Linked DNA regions of Homo sapiens: region 2 is linked to region 1. A link is an interaction called in ENCODE POLR2A ChIA-PET data of the cell type or tissue named here. Cell type or tissue: CD4-positive, alpha-beta T cell. All regions are shown on one strand. Links, peaks and the distances in the headings refer to the core of each region. The heading gives the core; the rest is flanking DNA.

Region 1 (9,482 bases), core at 873-8,872:
TACCAAGACCAATTGTTGTGTCTCAATTGGAAGCTCAGAGGAAAGTTTGAGGAAGCAGGTATATAAATTTAGAATCATTACTATATGGATATTACTTAAAACCTGAGGGCCAGAATAGCTCACCTTAGACAGGTGAGAACAGAAAGAGGAGAAGGCCCAGAAATGAGCCTGATGCAAAAGGTCTCTGGAAAGAGGAGGGGCCAGCAAATCGCAGCAAAAAAACTGCCGAGGCCGGGCGCGGTGGCCCATGCCTGTAATCCCAGCACTTTGGGAGGCTGAGGCAGGCAGATCACTTGAGGCCAGGAGTTCAAGACCAGCCTGGCCAACATGGTGAAACCCCATTTCTACTAAAAGTACAAAAATTAGCCAGGCGTGCTGGTGCACAGCTGTAATCCCAGCTACTCAGGAGGCTGAGGTGGGAGGATCCCTTGAACTCAAGAGGCAGAGGTTGCAGTGAGCAGAAATGGTGCCACTGCACTGCAGCCTGGGCAACAGAGCGAGATCTTGTCTAAAAAAAAAAAAAAAAGAAGAAGAAGAAGAAGAAGCCAATGAGAGAGGAGCAAACCCAGAGAGGCTAGTGTCAGAGCAGCTGGGAGACAGAAACGGTTTCAAGAAGACAGCAAATGTTGCTGAGCAGTTGAAAAAAATGAAGATGAAAGATGTTCTGCTTGAGGGTGGGGCACGGTGGCTCACGCCTATAATCCCAGCACTTTGGGAGGCTGAGGCGGGCGGATCACCTGAGGTCAGGAGTTTGAGACCAGACTGGCCAACATGGTGAAACACCATCTCCACTAAAAATACAAAAATGAGCCAGGTGAGGTGGCAGGCGCCTGTAGTCCCAGCTACTCGGGAGGCTGAGGCAGGAGAATGGCGTGAAGCCGGGAGGCGGAGCTTGCAGTGAGCCGAGATCACGCCACCGCACTCCAGCCTGGGCGACAGAGCAAGACTCCATCTCAACAAAAAAAAAAAGAAAAAGAAAACAAGAAAAAAAAAATCCAGCACGTTGAGAGGCCAAGATGGGAGTATCACTTGAGGCCAGGAGTTCAAGATCAGCCTGGGTAACATTGCAAGACTGTCTCTATCAAAAAATAAAAACTAAAAATTAGCTGGATGTGATGATTGTGCCACTGCTTTTCAGCCCGAGTGACAGAGCAAGACTCTGACTCTAAAAAAAAAAAAAAAAAAAAAAAAAAAAGGTGCTGCTGGACAAGTTCTGTTTAATTTGAAAGCAAGTTCAGATTACTCTTTTGAGAAGTTTTGCCAGAAAGGGGACAAGAGAAATGGAAATGGGGGAGATGGGAAGCAAAGAGGTTTTTTTGTTGGTTGGTTGGTTGGTTGGTTGGTTGGTTGGTTGGCTGGCTGTAGATTTTTTAGCAACGGAGCGTGCCGGGGCATGTCTGGATGTTGAGGGGAATGTTCCCGAGAGGAGGAGAGCTGGAGGCTGATGAAGCAAGAGGGAGAGGGGTGACGAAAGAGACCCAGTCCTTAAGAAGCTACAGGGGATGAGAACTGGAGCATAGGTGGAGGGACTGACAGTTGGTAGAAGCAGGAATGCTTCCAGTAAATAGGAGGGAAGGCAGGGCTAGATGTGTAGCTTCCATTTTCTCAATGAAATTGGAGTGAACGCCATCAGCAGAGTGGGTGTGGAAGGCGTGGGTGTGAAGGGAAAGGAGAAATTTTGACACAGCCCTCTTCAACGTGCCCTGTTGTTTTTTGTTTTTTGAACCTAGATTCCAAGAGCTAACACAGAACCCTGCAGGGCCCCCCGTTCATGAACGCTTTAGTTACTGGATTGTGTTGCTTTCACAGGGTGACAACATTTTATCAACCTGGGCGGTCTACAGCGCTTCCCAGTGGGGGTCAGTCCTAGGAGAACCAGGCCCTCTGACTCCTCTATGCCTGTTCTTTACTTTGCTCCAGGGAATAAAAAATACGAGGGTTTCAGTGTTCTCTCATTAGGCTCTGCCTTTTATCTTCCCATTTTTGTGATAAGATTCCTCAGTTCTTGCTCTCAAGAGGCCCGCCAAATCTGAGCAGTCTCTATTTGGGGCAACTACACTTCTTCGAGAAAGTTCCATCCCTTTCGTAGAATAGAGCAGTCCTGGCTGCTGATATCAATGATATAAATGGGACAGCGGCTGCGGAGAGTGACGTGTTTGGTTCCCGGCCTCTCACTGCAATCCTTTGAAATCCCATGGAAGTGCAGGCAACAGACCACCCCTTGAACTTTTGAGGCTCTTGTCTGAGTGGATTAACTAACCCTGTTTACTAATCTCTCTCTTCTCCCCCTGAGGATCCTTGTCTTTAGAATTCAGTGTTCTTTTTGCTTCAAACAAAGCCTCCAGTTTGCTGCTCTTCTGATCACAGCATGAGAGCAAGCTGATTTGCTTTGGTCAAATGTTGTGTGTAAGTGATTTCAGCCATTTGGCTTATTGTATTTGCGTCATTTTGGGGTGAATTCCAAGGACCTTGGGACATCATTACTTTAAACTTGAAAATAGATTTAATGAAGAACTGTATTTCTAGGGAAGAGACTTGGTCAAGTTTTATTTCCAAGGAAGGAGCCTATTCTGTGACTTAACTCCTACAAAGCCACGTAGGATATCTGGTTTGACTGAGGGCTTTATCCAATTTCACAATATAGCAAATGGAAGATGTATTTCCTTATTATGCACTCATTGAATAGTAATGATGAACTCAGGCATTGGGACCAGGGTCCCACCTTTCACCTGTTAATGCCTCCAGACATCACAAACACTATTGATTGTTTAACCATCGCCGTCTCACAAACCCACCACACCCCCCTTTTCCTTGCCAACAAAATCTCATTTTGCTCCATAGACAGCGAGTGTGCTCAGCTTCAGAAAATGAATCATTATGGCTCTAAATTCATCATGATATCCCACTTCTCCTTTGCCAGTGATAGGGCTAGGCAGGTGAGCCAGCTCTGGCCTGGAAAGTATGAGGGTCTGGGGAGCAGGCTTGGCAAAGCTTTGCCAGGGAAATTTTTCCTCCCTGATACAAAAAGGGAGACAAGAAAAGCTATCCATTTTGTCTCTTTTTTTTAATGTTTTGAGACAAGGTCTTGCTCTGTTGCCCTGGCTGGAGTGCAGGGGTTGCTCACTGCAACTTTTGCCTCCTGGGCTCAAGGGATCCACCCGCCTCAGCCTCCCAAAGTGCTGGGATTACAGGCGTGAGCCACGGTGCCTGGCCAAGCTATCCATTCACCCTCCTCCTCCTGCGAGGGCTTGGGGTGAATTCCAGGGCCCGCTGGACATCATTCCTTTTTTTTTATTTGAAAATAGATTTGATGAAGGACTGTATTTGGAGCTATGGAAAGGAAAACCGAGAGGCAGAGAAGCAGCCCCTAGACTGTTAGCCAATCCGGGTTGGAGCAGCCGCCCACAGACGTCATCTTTTGTGTAAGAATTAAATGCCCTCATGATTTCAGTCACTTGTAGTTGAATATTCTGTAACTTGTGGCTAAAAGCCTCCAGATACATCTGAGTTCACAGAACTTGCTATGCTCAAGAGCATATATAACTAACACCTTCATCCTGGCTTAGCAAAAACAATTCCCCATCCCCCACTTGGCTGTAAAGCTATGGTTCCTTACTAGCTTGTTAAGTACTGTTAAATACCGAAGAGTATTACAAAAGCAAAGTGTTTTCTAGAACTAGATTCTTCTGGTTTTCTAGTGCAGTTTGGCTAAGTGGGATATTAAAAATAAAATAATGTTTTAATAACTCATCTATAGAGAAGAGAATGTCAGTATTTCTAAACAACCATCTTATTTTATTAAAAAAATTTTTTAGAGACAAAGTCATGGTCTGTCACCCAGGCTGGAGTACAGTAGTACAATCATGGCTCACTGCAGCCTCAAACTCTTGGTCTCAAGTGATCCTACTGCATCAGCCTCCCAAGTAGCTAGGACTACAGGCGCATACCACCACCATGCCCAACTATTTTTTTATTTTTTTGTAGAGATGGGGGTCTTGCTATGTTACCCAGGCCGGTCTCAAACTCCTGACCTCAAGTGATCCTCCCACCTCGACCTCCCAAAAGTGCTAGGATTATAGGCATCAGCCACTATGCCCAGCCTAAATAGCTATTTTAAGGTTTTCTTCTTTAAAATGTTTTTTAAACTTTCTGGTTCAGAATTTGAGTTCTTAACTGGATCAAACTTTGAGAATTATTGGAAACCCACCATAAACAGTTACTCTTGCCTGAGGCAGTAACTTTTTTTTCTGTAAAAGCTCACCTGTATTATTAAAACCCAAAATATTCCTCATCCTTTATGGCTTGGCCTTTGTTAACCTTATTCGTCTATCACTTCAGCACTTTACCCATATTTATCACTGGAGGCTTAAATTTGTTGATATTTTTTCACACTTTTTGTCCTTTCCAGTTCCTTCATATCTTTACACCTTGTGTCCCTGAAAATGTGGGAATATGGCCAGACCTCATCGTGGGGACTGCTAAGTCAGTTTCACAGATGACAACAATGTGGAGAGTTACAGAATCAACTGATTTATCAGGTTTTCTGTTTTCATATCTTTTCCTGAGAGTACAATTAAGGCATTTATATTAAAATCAGTTCCTGAAATCCCCTGATAGTAACAAGCAAAAACAATAATAAAATAGCACTTACTCAGAGCCTAAAGTAAACCATGCAACAAGCCCAAATGAAAGAAGCATAACTTTTTTTTTTCATTCTGGGTTTTAGCTTCTAAGGTGATCCAGGCAGATTTAGTTATTGGCAGTGGATACAGGTTATTTGCTTAACTAAATGAATTAGGGGCAGGGTGTGGGGAAGAAGGAGGAGAAAGGAGGGTGATAAAAGAACACTGAACAAGTTAGGACGGAACTTTTACAGTGCAGATATGCAGGCTGATGAGCATTTCTGAAAGTAGCTTAACATATTTTCAGATTCCACATCAAGTACTGATTGCATTAAGCAAGATGAATAATTTATCTCCTTCATCACTAGAGCAAAAACTGATAGTGTAAAATTTATTATATTTTTTTTTTTTTTTGAGACAGGGTCTTGCTGTGTCACCCAGGCTGAAGTGCAGTGGCCCCCATCACAGCTCACCTCCTGGGCTCAAGCGATCCTCCTGTGTCAGCCTTCTGAGTAGCTGGGACTACTGGCGCATGCCACCATGCCTGAGTAATTTTCGTATTTTTGGTAGAGATGGGGTTTTGCCATGTGTCCCAGTCTGGTCTCAAACTCCTGGGCTCAAGCAAACTGTCTTCCCCTGTCTCCCACAGTGCTGGGATTACAGGCATGAGTCACTGCACCCAGACTGTTCATTAGATTTAACAAGTATGCATGAGCCCAGGCCTGCACCAGGCAGTAAGGACTATTGACCTACTGAAACCCAGGCCTGTAGATCAGAGATTTAAAAGTTGTTTCAATTTTACTGGAGATTCTAATTCAGGGAGGGGATTGAGTGATGACATGGAGAGGCCATGTCATTGGAAGAAGAATTTATGAGTTGTATTTGCCAAGGGATGAGGGCACATCATGCATGCAGGGCCACATGGGGAAGCACCAGGTTAGGTCAGGAAGGAGAAGTGGTGAGAAGAAAGCCCAGGCCACAGCGTTTATTGCGGTTGCCTTGGGAAAAACAAGGCGGGGCAGGAGAAACAGTGTAGGATTGGCTATTTCAAATAATTTGGGCAGGCTCTGGGCTATAGGAGTGGTCTGTAGTTGTCTGGTACCTGGCCCTGGGTGATTTCGGGCAGAGGAAATACTGGCTGGTGTGTAAGAGTGAGATAAGGAAGTGTTTGGGAGTATGGACTCAAATGATTGGTTAGAGGGTTTGTAATATGATTTTTGTGCATCTGGGAAACCTGGATTGCAGAGGAAATAGAAATAATCATGGCCATTAATTTGGCCTTGTGACTAATGAATACCAAACAGACAAATACAGAATCTAAGAAAACACAAAACAAAAGTCCACATGATCAGAGCGTCTCAGTGAAGATGAATCATCTTACATAAACACACAGCTTAGAAACTGGCCCATGCACCAGGCAGCACGTGGAAAAACAATTAGCCACATGGCTATTCCATGTCTTCATTCTAACAATGTGTAGTGAAGCATTTGGTCTTGCCCAGAGGGTGATCTGGCCTTTGCCCTCAGCTTCTGGGATTAACCTCAGTCATAACTTATAAGAGTATCTTGGTTTAGGGGATGAGATAACCACACTGGATCCTGGGGTACATACTGGCCATGCCAGAAAGACCCAGCAGTGTGATTTAGGGTGAGAATTTGGGTCATGTAGTGTCAGCTGACTTTCAGAATGAGATCAGCCATGTGGGCAATCAATAAACCCATCAGGCCTACAGAATGAAGCTCCAATAAAAACTCTGGACACTGAAATTTGCTTGTACCTCTTTGGTTGACAGTACTCAAGGTGTATCCTCACACACAGATGCCAGGAAGGTAATGTGTTCTAACTCCACAGGAGAGGACAATGGAAGCTTCATGTTTGATAAGCCTCCCAGACTGCCCTGTGTGTCTCTTTCTTTGGCTAATTCTAATCTGTATCTTTTCTCTATAATAAATCAAAACCATGAGTATAATAGCTTTCAATAAATTCAGCGGGTCCTCCTAGTGAATTATCCAATCTGAGAGTAGTTTGGGGGAATCCCCCAAAGTTGAGGTCAGTGTCCAAAATGAAAGCAGGGTTAGGAATTGTGACCTCAGCCTTTGCAGTTTGGCTGACTCTGGGCTTTATTTTTTAAAAATAAAACCAAAAAGAAAGATATTAGGTAAAAAATGGAGGGTTCTCCTCCCTTCCCTGGCTTTCTCCAGAGGATTTCTCTGTTAACTGTTTCCTTCTGGTTTATCTTTCCAGACATTTTCTGTATAAATATAAACATGTATGCACAGTCTCTTTTTAAATCATAAATGAGATTGTGCTCCATAGCTTTCCCTGAAACTTCCTTTTATCACTTCCATGTCATGAGTATTTTTTGTGTCAGCACATCTGGACCTATTCCTGAGCTTTTTGATGGCTGAGTGATATTTGTTTGTAAGGCTGAACTCTCCTAAGACAGGAACCAAGTCTAAGGGATCTTGAGAGATCACGTGACTTCATGTGCATAGAGCTCCTAGAAGAATGCTGGCACAGAATAAGCAGGCACCACGTGTTTGTTCTCATTTATTTGTTTATGTAGCCAGCCCTCTCTTGTGTACATTGAGATTTCTAATTTTCCCATTATTCCCAAAAGGCTGCAGTGAATATGCTTGAGCTTCTACATATACTTTCACATTTAGGATAAATTCCTGGGAATGGAATTGCTGGATCAAAGGGTATGCATTGCTGGGTGGTGTCAAATTGCTGTCTGAAACGGTTGTACCATGGCCGGGCACAGTGGCTTATGCCTGTAATCCCAGCACTTTGGGAGGCCAATACAGGCAGATCACTCGGGGTCAGGAGTTAGAGATCAGCCTGGCCAACATGGCAAAATCCCATCTCTACTAAAAATACAGAAATTAGTTGGGCATGGTTGTGCGCACCTGTAGTCCCAACTACTTGCGAAGCTGAGGCAGGAGAATTGCTTGAACCTGGGAGGCAGAGGTTGCAATGAGCCAAGATCATGCCACTGCACTCCAGCCTGGGAGCCAGAGGGAGATTCTGTCTTAAAAAAATAAATACATACATACATAAATACATAAATACATAAATCAAAACAAAATAAAATAAAATAAAATAAAATGGTTGTACCAGTTAACGTTCCCACCTCACCCCATGGTGTGCTCGATTCCCAGACCCCCAACTACTGAGCATTATCAACCTTTTTAGTCTTTACCAATCCAATCGATTTTTAACATTTCAATCTCCTTGTGGTTTAGTTTGCATTTCTTTACTGGTGAAGTTGGCTATCTGTTTTATATATTTGTTCATTTACTTTATTGAACTTTTTTTTTCAGGCTGCTTGTTCGTGTACTTTAATATTCTATTTGGTTTACACAGATTTCCCCATTCCATTGGAAACTGATATCTTGAGCGAGATTCAGGCAACATGAAAAGGTACCGGGATGCTTTCCCAGCCATCATTTCCATGCCATCGTGACTTCCACTATGTTTTAAATTTCCTTAAGGAAACAAAGCAAAGCAAAATGAAAAACAGTGAAGACTGGAAAGAGGGATTAATTTTCTCTGGTTGGTTGAGGAGCTTTTATTTGTTTGTTTCCTCCTCTCATCTAAATAGATATCCTTTATTTTACCTTTATTTTAGGAGTCTCTCCATTGCTCCAGTGTGGAAACCAACCCACCAGGAACTGAGTTATTTTATTCTTTAATTTAAATCAATCTGACAAATAAATATCCTTTAATTTCTCAACCCAGCATAGATGATGGTATGTAACAGACTGGTAAACCACTTTTGTGTTTTGGTAAATTTTTTGCACTTTTATAAGGCTGAATTTCCTTACCAAAAGTAGTTTGTTTGACTTACATGTTGTTTTAAAGATATATCTATTTTTTTATTTTTAGGGTTTTTTTTTTTCAGAGATGGGGTCTTGCTGTGTTGCCTAGTTGGGGTCTTGCTGTGTTGGCTAGTCTCCAGCTCCTGTGCTCAAGCAATCTTCCCACCTCAGTCTCCTGAGTAGCTGGGACTATAGGTGTGTGCCACTGTGCCCAGCTAAAGATGTATTCTTGATTTTCAAGTGCATTTCACATTTTGCAAAGAATATTTGCATAAACTCCTCAAGAATTTGGTTTCTTCAAAAAGGAAATGGCCGGGCACGGTGGCTTATGCCTGTAATTCCAGCATTTTGGGAGGCCAAGGCGGGCGGATCAGGAGGTCAGGAGTTTGAGACTAGCCTGACCAACATGGTGAAACCCTGTCTCTACTAAAAATACAAAAAAAAAATTGCCAGGCATGGTGGTTTGCACCTGTCGTCCCAGCTGCTAGGGAGGCTGAGGTGGGAGGATCACTTGAGCCCGGGAGCAGAGGCTGCAGTGAGCCAAGATCATGCCACTGCACTCCAGCCTAGGTAACAGAGCAAGACCGTCTCAAAAAAATAAACAAAAAACAAAAATGGAGAGAACCCAAGATGTGGTCCTGCCTTTCTTCGAACCTCCTTTTCTTCTAATATTGACCTCCTAATTGGGGGTCCTTGTTTGTCAACTGTACAGCCTCCTTCTTTCCTCCTCTCATTTCTCAGAACTTGTGACAGTTGGTATATGGTTCATACATACTGGTTTATTTCACAGTTTTACATATTCAGATCCATCTTTTCTCCCCTGTGAAGTTATAAAGCTCTTATAGATTAGGTGCTGTATTAGTTATACAGTGCTGCATAACAAGTCACCCCAGATTTACATCTTCAAACAACAATAACATTTATGACCTAGCAGTTTTTGCAAGCCAGAAGTCGGTGGAAGCAGCTCATCTGTGCACAGCAATCCAAGGGCCGGGCTGGAGCTGCAGACAGTACTCCCGAGGTAGCTCACTCTCGTGA
Region 2 (9,482 bases), core at 771-8,770, 330 kb after region 1:
CTGTGATAATTTATAGCAGTTCCATATATAGACATTTGTCCCAAAGAAAGACTTGGACATGTGCCCACAGTTCTATATACAAGTACATTCATTACTGCAGTACTCTGCAGTATTATTACGGTGAAAGATTGGAAGCAGCGAAGGAGCGGTTAAACAAACTCTGATGTCACAGGCTATGCAGGAGTATTAGCCACACAGCAGTTAAAAGGAATGCAATAGGCCTGTATGTACTGCCATTGAAAGACTTCCAAGACAGATTTTTAAACAAATAAGGAAAGTTGAAGAAAAATGTGTATGACATGACACTATTCATGTAAAAGATATAACCATATAATTATATATTTATGGATACATATATCTTTTAAATACACTTAAAAATGTCCAGAAAGGTATATGCCAGAAATTATAGTGGTTAACCTCCAGGGACAGGAATGAAATTAGGGCAGTGGTGATGGTGATGGTGGGGTGGGATTGGTAGTCAAGAACGCCATTGTATTTTCTGGCATTATTATGTATTATTTGGCATAAGCACAACATAATTTGTAACAAAAGCAAAAACAGACTAATGGGTTTGAATTTAACTAAAAAGATTCTGCATAGCAAAGGAAACAACAGATTGAAAAGACAATCTATTGAATGGGAGAAAATATTTGCAGAACATATAACTGATAAGAAGTTAATATCCAAAATATATAAGCAACTCAAACAATTCAATTGCAAAAAAAACCAAATAACCTAACTAAAAAATGGACAAAGGATCTGAATAAACATTTTTCCAAAGAAGACATACAAATAGCCAACAGGTATGTTAAAAGGTGCTCAACATCACTAATCACATCTTGGCCATTTGTCCTTGATGGAGAGAACTCTTGTCAGTTTGGGACTTCCTTTAATACCTGCAGCAAAGTGGCATGAAATGGCTTTGGAAGTGGCAACTTCCCTACTTTGGGAGCAAACTCATGGAATACTTCCTCCCGCAGGCACCTCGACAAGAAAAATTATGTCTTGGAATGTTCTTGGAATAAGCAAATGTTTGAGAAATATTCCATGATGCACACTTGCATCATTTCAACTTATTTACCAATTTGTAAGGCTTGCACAACTCTAAGGGAGATGAACAACAATGAACAATGCCCCCTGATGCTGTGCAAATTGGAGGCCCCTCTGTGCCTTGATAACAGGGTCTTAAAGCATGACTTTGGTTAGATCAATTACACTTTTTAACTCTGCCTTGGTTTCCTTCTCTTATTCTTTCTTCTTCATTCTTTTTTGTTTGTTTGTTTTCTTATAAACACTTGATTGGGATATTGTTTAGTCATGTTTTCTTCTAGTATTTTGGCATTTAGGATACTCAAAGGGTAATACTATAGATAACGTGCAGCCTTCAGTATTTCATATGGTGTCATGGCAGAATCGAGCTGGAAGATTGAGGTGAATCGGACTCTACCTTCTCCATTTATTAGGTAGTGTTTCGACAGTGGGGAGAAATACAGGCTTTGGAGTCACCTGCTTGAGTTTTGATCTCAGCTCACCTGTTTGCCAACTTGTGTGACCCTGAGCAAATTCCTTTACTCCCTCTAACTTGGCTTTTAGCAGTCTGTGGCTCTGCATTTAAAAAATCCTCAAGTATTCCCTGGTGAGGAAGGGGCATTCAGTTCATTTCCTGGCATTCCCCAATTTTCTGGGCTCTCCCTAGTAATTTTGGTTGTGGTCAGAGGGCATTTTCTTTACCCATTTTTACCCAGATTGTCCCCCAGAGAGATTCCATTTGCCCTGTCCTCAAACTCTGCTCCTCTTTCTCCTGCTGCTTCTGGTCCTAAGGTCCTGTAAGGAAATGCTGTAACCATGGCCAGGGCAGAGTTCCTTTCGGTGGGGCCTGAACTCAGAATGGAACCAGGTCTCCTGGACTTTCTGTTAATACTTCTTTGCTACAGCACGTACCGGCTGTGTATAAATTTGCCAGATTCTGAGCTTACCTGGACACACTACATTACATGCTCCTGGGCAATGGAAGCGCAGATGTTTTGTTCCATCTTTATGATAAAATGCAGGTTTCCTTTGGAAAGAGTGCTAATTAACGAATTCTTGCTGATTAAATTAAGGGACCAAGAAACACCTGTATGGATGGGTTTCTGAACCTAAACATCAAGCTGTTTGTTGTGATTTGGTCATGTGTTCATTTAGTGGTATCCTGATCTCTGATTTTTTAAAATATCAGACCAATAATGCACATTTTTAGGCCAGTAAAATTTCTAATTAAAAAATGAGGGCTAAATATTATTTTGAGTGATTATGAAAATAACATATGTCAATGTAATTGGAAATACAGAAATTATAAAGAAAAAAATGAAACTTGCCCAGCTTGTCATGTGGAGATAACCACTGTTAACATGTTGGTGATTATCCTTTTACATTTGCACTTGTAGGGCCAGGCACGGTGGCCCACGCCTGTAATCCCAGCACTTCGGGAGGCTGAGATGGGCAGATCACTTGAGGTTGGGAATTTCAGACCAGCCTGGCCAACATGGCAAAACCCCACTTCTACAGAAAATACCAAAATTAGCCAGGTGTGGTGGCGAGCACCTGTAATCCAAGCTACTTGGCAGCCTGAGGCAGGAGAATCACTTGAACCTGGGAGGTGGAGGTTGCAGTGACCTGGATTGAGCCATTGCACTCCAGCCTGGGCGACACAGGGTGAGAGCTTTAAAAAAAAAAAATGCACCTAAAAAACAATATGTACATATATGGTGGGATCATAATGAAGATGCCGTTTTATAACAAGTTTTTCACAACATAATGTCATAATTTCTCATGTCGAATTCTTTTTTTTTTTTTTTTTTTTGAGACAGGGTCTCACTCTGTTGCCCAAGCTGGAGTGCAGTGGCACAATCACTGCTCACTGCAGCTTTGACCTCCTGGGCTCAAGCAATCCTCTCACCTTACTCTCCCTAGTAGGTGGGACTACAGGTGCACACAACCATACCTGGCTAATTTTTGTTTTTTGTTTTTTGTTGTTTTTTTTTTTTTGAGACGGAGTCTTGCTCTGTCGCCCAGGCTGGAGTGCAGTGGCGTGATCTTGGCTCACTGCAAGCTCCCCTCCTGGGTTCACGCCATTCTCCTGCCTCAGCCTCCCTAGTAGCTGGGACTAGAGGCGCCTGCCACCATGCCTGGCTAATTTTTGTATTTTTAGTGGAGACGGGTTTCACCGTGTTAGCCAGGATGGTCTCGATCTCCTGACCTCATGATCTGCCCGCCTCAGCCTCCCAAAGTGCTGAGATTACAGACATGAGCCACCATGCCTGGCCTAATTTTTTTTTTTTTTTGTAGAGACGGGTCTTGCTATGTTGTCTAGGCTGATCTTGAACTCCTGGGCTTAAGCAATCCTCCTGCCCTGACCTCCCAAAGTGCTAGGATTACAGGCGTGAGCCATGATACCCGGCTGCAGTGATAATTCTTTTACAGTATGATATTTAAAGGCTGTATAGAATTCATCTTTTGGATATAAACTAATTTACTTAACCTCTGATTTCTGGACATTTAGATTATTTAAGATAATGAGCCTTGTCATAATGAACATCTCTGTGTTTAACTCAGACATTTTCCTTAAGAAAAAAATCAAGGAAGTGGAATGAATGGGTAAAATTGTACAAATATATTTAAGATTTTAAAACATATGATCAAATTACCCCCACTCCACACACACAGACGCAAAGGTAAATTCTGTTACTAGCAGTATAGACAGCACATATTTCCTTTGCCAAGAGTGATATTATCATTAAAATTTTTTCAACAACAAAAAAGTTATTCTAATTTGTAATTATTTTTTATTTCCAGGGAGATGATGAATGTTTTCACATTTATTATTCAGGTGTGTTTCTTCTTTTGTGAGGTGCCTTTATTCTTTCCTGATTTCTTTTTTTCTATTGAAGTGTAGAAGACTGATTTGTGCTTTTTAAAATTGATTTGTAGACCTTTTTATTTTATTTTAATTATAATATATTTCAAGTATACCAAAAATAACTTAACAATGGTGGAAATGATTATGTTGTTATGTGTGCTTCAGCTGTTTTTCTAAAAGCACATCAAATATTTAACATAATGTTAAAACTTTGCTCATGCTAGTCTCCTTTCTTTCTTCTCAAAGCAACCACTCTCTAGAAGTTGACATATACATTTCCCATGGGTGTTCGAATGCTTTTTTTTGCTTTTTTTTTTTTCCAAGACAGAGTCTGCAACTATCTGATCTTTGACAAACCTGACAAAAACAAGCAATGGGGAAAGGATTCCCTATTTAATAAATGGTGCTGGGAAAACTGGCTAGCCATATGTAGAAAGCTGAAACTGGATCCCTTCCTTACACCTTATACAAAAATCAATTCAAGATGGATTAAAGACTTACATGTTAGATCTAAAAACATAAGAACCCTAGAAGAAAACCTAGGCATTACCATTCAGGTCATAGGCATGGGCATGGACTTCATGTCTAAAACACCAAAAGCAATGGCAACAAAAGCCAAAATTGACAAATGGGATCTAATTAAACTAAAGAGCTTCTGCACAGCAAAAGAAACCACCATCAGATTGAACAGGGAACCTACAGAATGGGAGAAAATTTTTGCAACCTACTCACCTGACAAAGGGCTAATATCCAGAATCTACAATGAACTCAAACAAATTTACAAGAAAAAAACAAACAACCCCATCAAAAAGTGGGTGAAGGATGTGAAAAGACACTTCTCAAAAGAAGACATTTATGCAGCCAAAAAACACATGAAAAAATGCTCACCATCACTGGCCATCAGAGAAATGCAAATCAAAACCACTATGAGATACCATCTCAGACCAGTTAGAATGGCGATCATTAAAAAGTCAAGAAACAACAGGTGCTGGAGAGGATGTGGAGAAATAGGAACACTTTTACACTGTTGGTGGGACTGTAAACTAGTTCAACCATTGTGGAAGTCGGTGTGGCGATTCCTCAGGGATCTAGAACTAGAAATACCATTTGACCCAGCCATCCCATTACTGGGTATATACCCAAAGGATTATAAATCGTGCTGCTATAAAGACACATGCACACGTATGTTTATTGCAGCACTGTTCACAATAGCAAAGACTTGGAACCAACCCAAATGTCCAACAATGATAGACTGGATTAAGAAAATGTGGCACATATACACCATGGAATACTATGCAGTCATAAAAAATGATGAGTTCATGTCCTTTGTAGGGACATGGGTGAAGCTGGAAACCATCATTCTCAGCAAACTACTGCAAGGACAAAAAACCAAACACCACATGTTCTCACTCATAGGTGGGAACTGAACAATGAGAACACATGGACACAGGAAGGGGAACATCACACACCGGGGACTGTTGTGGGGTGGGGGGAGGGGGGAGGGATAGCATTAGGAGATATACCTGATGCTAAATGACGAGTTAATGGGTGCAGCACACCAACATGGCACATGTATACATATGTAACAAACCTGCACGTTGTGCACATGTACCCCAAAACTTAAAGTATAATAAAAAAAAAATCAGGATCAGAAAAAAAAAAAAGACAGTGTGTGGCTCTGTCACCCAGTCTGGAGTGCAGTAGTACGACCTTGGCTCACTGCAGCCTCCGCCTCCTGGGTTCAAGTGATTCTCCTGCCTCAGCCTCCCAAGTAGCTGGGATTACAGGCATGCGCCACCATGCCTAGGTAATTTTTATATTTTTAGTAGAGACAGGGTTTCACCATGTTGGCCAGGCTGGTCTCAAACTCCTGGCCTCAAGTGACCGGCCTGCCTCCGCCTCCCAAAGTGCTGGGATTATGGGCATGAGTCACCACTCCTGGCTGAATGCTTTTTTTCTACATTTGTATGTGCCCTATAACAAAATGGAAGATTTTTTAAAATTTACATAAATGATATAATATTTACATATTAATTTGCATCCTGCTTTTTCAACTCAACATTATCTTTTGAGGTACCTATGTTGATACATATATGTCTAGTTCATTCATTTTAACTGTTGTATTCCATTCTATAGATGTATCAGATTATTTATCTCATTCCCTTATTGGCAGATATTTACTATTTTGTCGCTATCTCCTTGAGTAAAGTGCTAAAATTAGAGTACATATTTAGAAGTGGAATTGTTGGGTCACAGAATATGCATAGTATCTTAGTCTGTTTGGGCTGCTATAACAATCTACCATAGCCTGGGTGGCTTATAAACAACAGAAATTCATTTCTTGTAATTCTGGAGTTTGGAAGCCTGAGATCAGAGTGTCAGCACAGTTTGGTTCTGGTAATGGCCTGCTTCCTGGTTCATAGACAGCCATCTTCTCCATGTGTCCTCATATGGTGGAAGGGGAGAGGGAACTCTCTGGGGTCTCTTTATAAGGGCATTCATCCCATGAGGGCAGAGACCTCTTGACTTAATCATCTCCCAAAGGCCCCACCTTCTGATACCTTCACATTGGGGATTAGGGTTCAACATATGAATTTTGGGGGGACACATACATACATTCAGTCTATAGCACATGTCCTCCCTTCTATCCAGATTGTCAAATTATTATTTAAAGTAGTGCTTTATTTTACATTCCCATCATTTGGGAGATCTTTATACATTAAAATAATAAATGCTTAATGTGCCATTTGTGTACAGAACTTTAAATGTAATTAAATCTGTTAATTTTTTCATTTGAAATTTCTTTTTTTTTCTTTGACATAAATTTTATTTATTTTTAATGGACAGATAATGATGTATGTCTGCTTTTTATTCTGTTTTCTTGGCTGGTTTGTCTCTTCTTGTACCAACGTCTCACTGTTTTAATTATTGTTTTTAAATCGGCTTTAATATTTGGCAGATAAAAATTCTACTTGTCACCCTTATTTTTAAAGAAGTTTTGATTGTAGTCACTAATAATTTCTTATACATAACTTTTAAAATTACATCGTCAAATTCTTCTAAAACATTCCGCTGAATTTTCAAAAAAGTAACTTTGTATTGATTAATTTAATTGATTTCGGCAGAGTGAACACAACAATGTAACCACCCCATATCAAGAAATAGAGCATTATCAGCACCCTAGAAGCCAAAGCCACCTGCCTTTTCCTCTTGCTGCCTAAAGGTAACCACTACTCTTTTATCACCCTAGATTAGCTAAGCCTGTTTTTTTTTTCCTTTTATTTATTTATTTTTTAAATTTTATTTAAGGTTCAGAGGTGCATGTGCAGGTTTGTTATATAGGTAAACTCATGTCATGGGGGTTTGGTGTACAGATCATTTCATCATGTAGATACTAAGCATAGTGCCTGATAGGCAGGTTTTTCTCAGGTTTTCTGATCCTCTTCCTCTTCCCACCCTCCAACCTCAAGCAGGTCCCAGTGTCTGTTGTTCTCCTCTTTGTGTCCACATATTCTCATTGTTTAGCTCCCACTTACAAGGGAGAACATGTGGTATTTGGTTTTCTGTTCCTGCTTTAGTTTCCATAGGATAAAAGCCTCCAGCTCCATCCATGTTGCTGCAAAGGACATGATCTCATTCTTTTTTATGGCTACACAATATTCCATGGTGTATCTGTACCATATTTTCTTTACCCAGTCTATCATTGATGGGCATTTAGATTGATTCCATGTCTTTTCTACTGTGAATAAGGCTGCAGTGAACACATGCATGCATGTGTCTTTATGGTAGAATGATTTATGTTCCTTTGGTATACCCAATAATGGGATTTCTGGGTTGAATGGTAATTCTGTTTTTAGTTCTTTGAGGAATTATCACATTGCTTTCCACAGCAGCTGAACTAATTTGCACTCCCACCAGCAGTGTATAAGCATTCCCTTTTCCCTGCAACCTCACCAGCATCTGTTATTTTTTGACTTTTTAATAATAGCCTTGCTGACTGATGTGAGATGGTTTCTCAATGTAGCTTTGATTTGCATTTCTCTAATGATCAGCGATGTTGAGCATTTTTTCATAAGCTTGTTAGCTATATGTATGTCTTCTTTTGAGAAGTGTCTGTTCATGTCCTTTGCTCACGTTTTAATGGGATCGTTTGTCTTTTGCTTGTAAATTTGTTTAAGTTCCTTATGGATTCTGGATACTGAACCTTTGTCAGATGCATAGTTTGTAAATCTTTCCTCTTATTCTGTAGGTTGTCTGTTTACTCTGTTGATGGTTTCTTTCGCTGTGCAGAAGCTCTTTAATTAGATCCCATTTGTCAATTTTTGCTTTTGTTGCCATTGCTTTTAGTGTCTTTGTCATGAAATCTTTGCTCGTTCCTATGTCCAGAATGGTATTTCCTAGGTTATCTTTATCTTCAAGGGTTTTCTTTAAAAAATATTTTTAAGTTTTACATTTAAGTCTTTAATCCATCTTGAGTTGATTTTTGTATATGGTGTAAGGAGAGGGTTCCATTTCAATATTTTGCATATGGTTAGCCAGTTATCTCAGCACCATTTATTGAATGAGGAGTCCTTTCCTCATTGCTAGTTTTTGTCAGCTTTGCTGAAGATCAGATGGTTGTAGGCGTGTGGCCTTAATTCTGGTCTCTCTATTCTGTTCCATTGTACTGCTACTATGCTATTTTGTTTACCATAGCCCTGTAGTATAGTTTGAAGTAGAGTAACGTGATGCCTCCAACTTTGTTCTTTTTGCTAAGGATTGCCTTGGCTATTTGGTCTCTTTCTTGGTTCCATATCAATTTTAAAATAGTTTTTTCTATTTCTGTGAAGATTGTCATTCTTCTTAGTAGTTTGGCAGGAGTAGCACTGAATTTGTAGATTGCTTTGGGCAGTATGGCCATTTTAATGATATTGATTCTTCTTATCCATGAGCATGGAATGTTTTTCCATTTGTTTGTGTCATCTCTGATTTCTTTGAGCAGTGTTTTGTAATTCCCATTGTAGAGATCTTCCACCTCCCTGGTTAGCTGTATTACTGAGTATTTTATTCTTTTTGTGGCAATTGTGAATGGAATTGCATTCTTTATTTGGCTTTTGGCTTGGATGTTGTTGGTGTATGAGCTTAGCCTTTTTTTGAACTTTATATATGAATGTAATCTTATTGTATGTACTCCTTTGTATGCGACTTGTTTTGCTCAACCTTTTGTTTGTGAGATTCATCCCTGCTGTTGTAGCAGTAGTTGTTCATTTTCATTGTGGCATAGTACCCCACTATATAAATATATCACCATATATTTATTCATTGCATTGTTGTTGAACACTTTTGGCTATCATGAATAAAGCTGCTATAAATATTGTACATAAGACTCTGATCCTCATATGTACTTCTGTTGGACATGTATCTAGTGAAAGGATTGCTGTTTCATGAGGCAGGCATATTTTCAGCTTCAATAAATACTGCTGGTTTTCTAAAGTGGTTGTGACAATTTACACACCCACCAGAGATGTATGAGCATTCCAATAGCTCCTTGACAATACTAGGTTTTGTGAGCTCTTTTCCTTTTAGCCTCATGGTTGTTCAATGA

The links. ChIA-PET counts read pairs that join two places held together with the same protein. Peaks named below come from ENCODE experiments on the same cell type or tissue, not always from the same donor. Only the 100,000 strongest peaks of a DNase experiment are listed, where the experiment ranks them.
Region 2: POLR2A ChIA-PET joins it to region 1 with 11 read pairs; 2 of 35 experiments call an interaction of 5 or more read pairs at or near these places.

Annotation. Positions count from the first base shown.
Region 1 is chr2:174,055,858-174,065,339 of GRCh38, reverse strand. It overlaps LOC105373746 (a long non-coding RNA gene), which reads left to right and starts at 2,709. Exons shown (of 3, transcript XR_923589.3): 1 at 2,709-2,936; 2 at 3,306-3,422; 3 at 4,409-4,590. RefSeq lists an enhancer at 1,826-2,445. In CD4-positive, alpha-beta T cell, for the core only: no CTCF peak of the experiment used is centred there; a DNase peak (open chromatin) is centred at 5,579.
Region 2 is chr2:173,725,548-173,735,029 of GRCh38, reverse strand. No RefSeq gene overlaps it. Among named protein-coding and RNA genes, the nearest start is that of SP3, 240 kb to the left of the region's middle. In CD4-positive, alpha-beta T cell, for the core only: no CTCF peak of the experiment used is centred there; no DNase peak of the experiment used is centred there; H3K27me3 peaks cover 297 bases.